2 separate regions of the Mus musculus genome follow, and region 1 is linked to region 2. The links are chromatin loops, found by intact Hi-C in ENCODE. Cell type or tissue: left cerebral cortex. All regions are shown on one strand. Links, peaks and the distances in the headings refer to the core of each region. The heading gives the core; the rest is flanking DNA.

Region 1 (2,806 bases), core at 163-2,662, 460 kb before region 2:
GGTCAACTCTGAAAAATATAGTGTTATATAAATGAGGTAGTGCTGTGTAGAAACCCATTGTTCCTATACTTAAATTTATGAATACTAAAGTATACCAAGTATTCACAAGCCTGGGCTATGCTGGCCCTCTGTAAAATCAACTAGTAGAAATGTGTCCTATTAAGTAAAAGATCACTGTTTCCTAGGAAAAAAAATGATCACAGAAGGTTTGTTCCTGTGGAACAAGTCTTTAATCTCACCACCCAGGAGGCACAAGGCTAGTTTGAGACTAGCCTTGTCTACATAGTGAATTCCAGGCCAGCCAAGTTTTCACAGTGAGATCCTATCTGGAAAAAAAAAAAAGAAAACTTGGTGTTTTTTTTTTCTTCTCTCCTTTCATCTCTTACCTTGTCATCAATGTTGTTAGTCCATATATCCTAGGAAGGGGCATGGCTATTTATTTTTGTAGGTATTAGGTGTCTCTGAGGTACTAAAAGACATGACAGCCATCATATTGCCACTAGAAATGAACACAGTACGCCTAAGTGGCATGCCTTGCCTTTCTCTTCCCTACTGTTTTCATTCTGGTAGACTGAACTGCAGAGTAGGCACAGGATTGCTCTAAAAGGTAGAAACGTCTAAAGTGATCATTAGCACGATTCTTTGATAATAGGTGTGAGTTTCTCAGTGCCCTTTTCTTGACATAGAGGCCATAGACTATTGCATAGGGTCCGTTAACCCCTTCCTCCAGTGATAATTGATCCTTTCCTTGTCTGGTTCTTCTTAGGTAAGTCTTCAGCCTCTTATAAACAAAGAATTGTACAGGTGTGCGAGTCCCCTGTACTTCAATTTTTAAATAATTAAACCCTGTGAACAATAGAGGGACATTTAGATCCTCATGAACACGAGCAGATGGCTTCAAGAGAAGATACATTTGTAGGAGTCAAACTATTGAGACTCTTAAAAGAAGTTAATGGCGCCCTCTATGAAAGCATGTAGATCCGTGCTCAGTAAGCAGTAGCCAGATTTAAAGAGCAGCTTAGAAAACTGAAGTTTGTAGCAAGGAGTAAAAAGCCTATAGTCGACCTTGTCTCTGTAGTTTGATCCTAACTTTACCCTCTGGCTATCAATAGATTTTCAATGGCCATTGGAGGTTTAAAGGGGCACACAGGGAATGATTTTGATTTGGAAGCACAATGTTACTTTGGCCTCCCGTTCTTCTGGCTCTCTTGTCTCCTTACACTTTAATGATCACGTTCCCTTTTCTGTCTGCATTTGTAGGGAGATAGCATACTTTGTGCGTGCAGTACCACACTACGCCCACTGGGTGGCACACCTCATCAGCTTTTTATTGGAGTTTTTGTATGAGTCACTGTGGAATGTATAAGGCTTAAGCTGTAAGAGGGCAAGCCAAGTGCTTTGAAAATTTATGCGAAATTCTAATTGGTTGAGAGTAAAATTCTTTCAAGGGTTAAGTGATACCTGATGCTGGTAGTAGTATATGGTATGTAAGATTAGCAAATAATAATTACATCATTTCAGGCTGCATGTATAGTACTATTCAAATTTGTTGAGGCATTTCCAGCTACTTAGACTAAAGCCTGAAGTTCTGCTGAGTCCAAAGGTTGGAGACCAGCCTGTAAAACATACCAAAATGCTGTCTTTTACAATTATTATTAGCAGGTTTTTTCATTTGTAAGTGGAAAATGGAGGTGCTCACAGGTTTAATAAAATATATAGTTTCTGATAAAAGAATATTGATGAAATAATAGTTTAATCAAGAGTTACAAAGCTTTCCTTTGTTGTCAAAGCCTATAGCATAGCAAGAGTCTTTGAGTTATGTAGCCCTGCTTATTAACTGTACCAAATAAAACCTGGTCTGTTCAGGAGCCCTTTAAGAAGTCATACCTGGGGCAGGTTGGAAGGAGCCTCCGTGAAGGCCAGTAGAAATGACTTTATGAGTCTCGAACATCTAACAAGGGGAGAAGAGGAATCACAATACAATAGATTCAGGCAGGATGTAAGCTTTAAGTCATAACCTTCTATGGAAAGACAGCTTGTTTCTGTTAGAGAAGGCGAATCACTTCAGTCCATTCATTCTGCGTAAATTTGGGTGCTCTATGAAAGGTTTTCTTTTAGGGTAGTAATGGGATCCAAGATGATGGAGCAGTCAGTGTTCAATGCAAATCTCTCCAGTGCATGCAAGTTCCCTTACAAATAGTGCAAACTAAGGTCTAAAATAGCCATAAGTGCATCAGCAAAGGAAAGAAGCAATGCTTGTGGTTTCTTTATATATTTTGAATGAATTATGCTGAAAGTTGATGAGTTTGTATTTTAAAATAATGCTTAAAGGGTGCCTCTGTTGCCTAGGAATACTGGTTTTGTTTGGGAGGAGCATGCTTCGGACTGCTCTCATCTCCCCCAGCTTTGTCTTGTGGAAGGTATATTTAGGTAGAACCAAAAGGACTGGCTCTCTCTTCTCCCACTTGCAGGGTAGAGGCACTCACTCTGGCATAGCACGCTGACAAAACTAGGCTTTCATTGGACCAGCTTGAGATTGCTCATAGATCAAAGGATCATTCTAGGCAGAACAAGTCCAGAAAGACTCCAATCCTCATTCATAATGCAGTGACTATGGAAGAAATAGGCTCTTGTCTCTACTTCCACTTTTTGCATAAGGCAAGCCTTACGGTTGAACTTAAGGTGCCTCTACCTAAAGGAACTGACTATCTACAACAAAATATCAAGAAGTTGATGCCTAAGGACACTGCCAGAAATAAAATAGATTATGATAGATGATCATTAAGATGTTACTTATAATTTCATA
Region 2 (2,806 bases), core at 185-2,684:
ACAATTAAGTTGTTCATCTTATTGTTTGTAGCAGTTGAAATATGATTAATAACAATGCTACTAGTTAACATTCTGAAATAGAAACAAAAAAACCCTTATTTCTAATAGTATCAAAAGATCTAGAAATAGTTTTAGCCTGAGAGATGAGTGATGTCAGTAATACAGATTATAAAGTGTGGAGGAGAGAAATTGACGAGGACATTCACAAAGTAAAATAGAAAAGCACAGCATGTTCACAGACAGGAAAAAATCAATACTGTTAAAATGTCCCTTATGCCCAAGATAGCTATGAATTCCTGATAATCCCCACAAAGTGCCAGTTACTCAGATCAGTAAGAATGATTCTAAAATTTGTATAGAGCCCTAACCAACATCAACAAAAATTATGCACCAAGTAAAGTAGTCAAAGACATCTTGAACAAAAAGGATGGATCGGGAGCCATGATATTCCCCCTCTTCAAAATATACCACAAAGCATGATGTTAAGATTAAAACAGTCACGTGGAGCGATTGAAAAATACAGATGATAATAGGAAATTGATGCATCTCCAATCAGGTAATGCTCCACACTGTCCGAGAAGACAGAAAAAGAAAGAGGAGTCATACCAATGAATGGTGTCAGTAAATCTAAATATCCACATGGTGATATAAGCAAACCGCAATATTTTCAGTTTTGCTGGGGAAAGTTCCATTGTCATTCAGAAGAATAAATGCTGTGCCCTTAAGGATGTTAAATGTGATGCTCGATACATTGCCCCAGCAGTTAAGAGGACATAGTGCTCTTGTCGTTTGGTCTCACTACCCACACAGGACAGCTCACACCCGTCTGTAACTCCAGCTCCAGAGAATCTCAGACCCCCTTCTGGCCTTTGTATATGCTTGTGCACATGTGCACACCCCCCACACACATACAAATATACATACACATAATTTTTAAAAAAAGAACCCCTTTTTTTTTAAGGAACAGTAATTGTTTGGGGAGACAGATATGCTTAACCCGAGTTAACGTTGCATAATGTATATGTGTGTCTTCATAACAGAGTGCCCAATAAATATGTACATAATTATGTGCTTATGTATATTTAAAATTAAATTCAACTAAAATAAGGGAGTGCATCTGACTAGGGGCACCATATTTTGCCCTACAGGCTATGTCCTGCAAACTTCCAGTAGCTACTGTTTACAATTTATGAAATACCCTTATTTTTGCTTCCTGGGACTAACACCAGAGTCCAGGAGTGCCCAAACACCAGGCATCAGCACCTTTCGAAAGGTGTAGTTCCCTTAGCTGCTAAGATCTGAGAATTGCAGTTGTAGGTCATTAATGCATTTAAAAATCTCCTTTCTTAAAAGGGGCTCTACTCCCTATGCTTGTACCTTTCTGTGTCATTGAGCTTCTGACAAAGATTCCTTCTGTAAATATCAGCCCACCTTGCCTGCATTCAGGGAAATTATTACTGTAGATTTGGGAAAGAGGTCTTTTATACTTAAATAAGGACAGCTGAGGACCTCTGGTGGCTATATATAGTAACAGCAGCCTTTCCAAATGAGATCTTTTAGAAAGAAACCTGATAAAGAAGAAGGTAGGCTATGCCTCACAACCAGGAAATTGAGTTAGATAAATATCCCCTTCTGTCAGAGTTTTTCTATTAAAACAGGCACTATTACCACATTCATATTTCATATGATAAAGCTAATATTCAGACACTGTGGTGTGGTGCTAGCTCTTCAGATTTGTGGTCAAGTGCTCTCTGTGGTATACAAGTCCCTATAACACAAACCTTAGACTTACTAGAACATTTTCTTAGCTCTAGCCTTTCTGTGCCAAGGGAGGAAAATACTTGTAGAATGTGATGCAAATGTGAAATGGTCGATTTTGTGGGCTCTGGGAGAAACTATGCCCTGTAAAAATGGCGATTCCCTCACAAAATGAAGAGAAACACTAGGAAAAGAGTCAGCATCTCTTCCTTCAGAGACAATTAGCTTTGGAAAATTTCACAGCATAGTGAAAGAGTTGAAAATGGCTAGGTCTTAAACCTGGATTGACGGCGGACGTGTGTGTTAAATACATATCAAAGCAGATTCTGGCCTCCAGGTTCTTCTAGAATCCCTCAGTCCCTACCAACTGTTACAGGGTATGGCTGTCATATCTAACTCCCTACCCCTACCCTAAACTTCTCCAGTCCTGGGCCTTGGTTGCCTTTCCCTATCTAATCCAGCCATTTTGGTTACCTGGTCCTTTTGTTCTCCGCTTTACCCTCTTGGTCAGCGGCTTCTCTCCGTTCTCTCATCTCCCCACATCACCCAGCTCAGCATGGCCATGTCCACTCTGGACTCTCCCAGATGTCCCTGTCTCTGGCTGTGTTTTCTTTTTTATCTACAATAAATCTCTCCTCCACCATACCTAGGAGTAGTCACGTCCTTCCTTTTTATTTAGTTATCTTTCACTCAAAAAACACGTAACAGTTTCATTGTTAGACAGTCTTCTGGCTGGCTTGTTCTCAGTCAATACACACACACACACACACACACACACACACACACACACACACACACCAGAGAGACAGACAGAGAGACAGGACAGAGACACAGAGAGCAATTCTGCCTTCTCAATGTATTTTCTTTGAGACAGCTTTCATCTAATATTAAACAAAAATGTTTGTGCGTGCACACAGCGTGTCTCTGTGTGTGCAAGAGTGTGTGCATGTGTGTGTACGATATATATGTGACACAACAATGTGTGTGAAAGTCAGAGCACAACACTGTGAAATCAGTTGTCTTGAACACAGTTTGCTATGGTAGTTAT

The links. Hi-C counts contacts between places; a loop is a spot of excess contacts. Peaks named below come from ENCODE experiments on the same cell type or tissue, not always from the same donor. Only the 100,000 strongest peaks of a DNase experiment are listed, where the experiment ranks them.
Region 1: it touches region 2 in a loop (5-fold over the local background); 9 of 42 quality-filtered maps call a loop at or near these places.

What each region holds. Positions count from the first base shown.
Region 1 is chrX:139,831,189-139,833,994 of GRCm38, reverse strand. The region is part of intron 14 of Morc4 (microrchidia 4); the gene reads left to right. Among named protein-coding and RNA genes, the nearest start is that of Cldn2, 32 kb to the right of the region's middle. In left cerebral cortex, for the core only: a CTCF peak has its summit at 1,299 (motif pointing right); DNase peaks (open chromatin) are centred at 1,300 and 2,396.
Region 2 is chrX:139,371,561-139,374,366 of GRCm38, reverse strand. No RefSeq gene overlaps it. Among named protein-coding and RNA genes, the nearest start is that of Platr21, 16 kb to the right of the region's middle. In left cerebral cortex, for the core only: a CTCF peak has its summit at 1,511 (motif pointing left); a DNase peak (open chromatin) is centred at 1,516.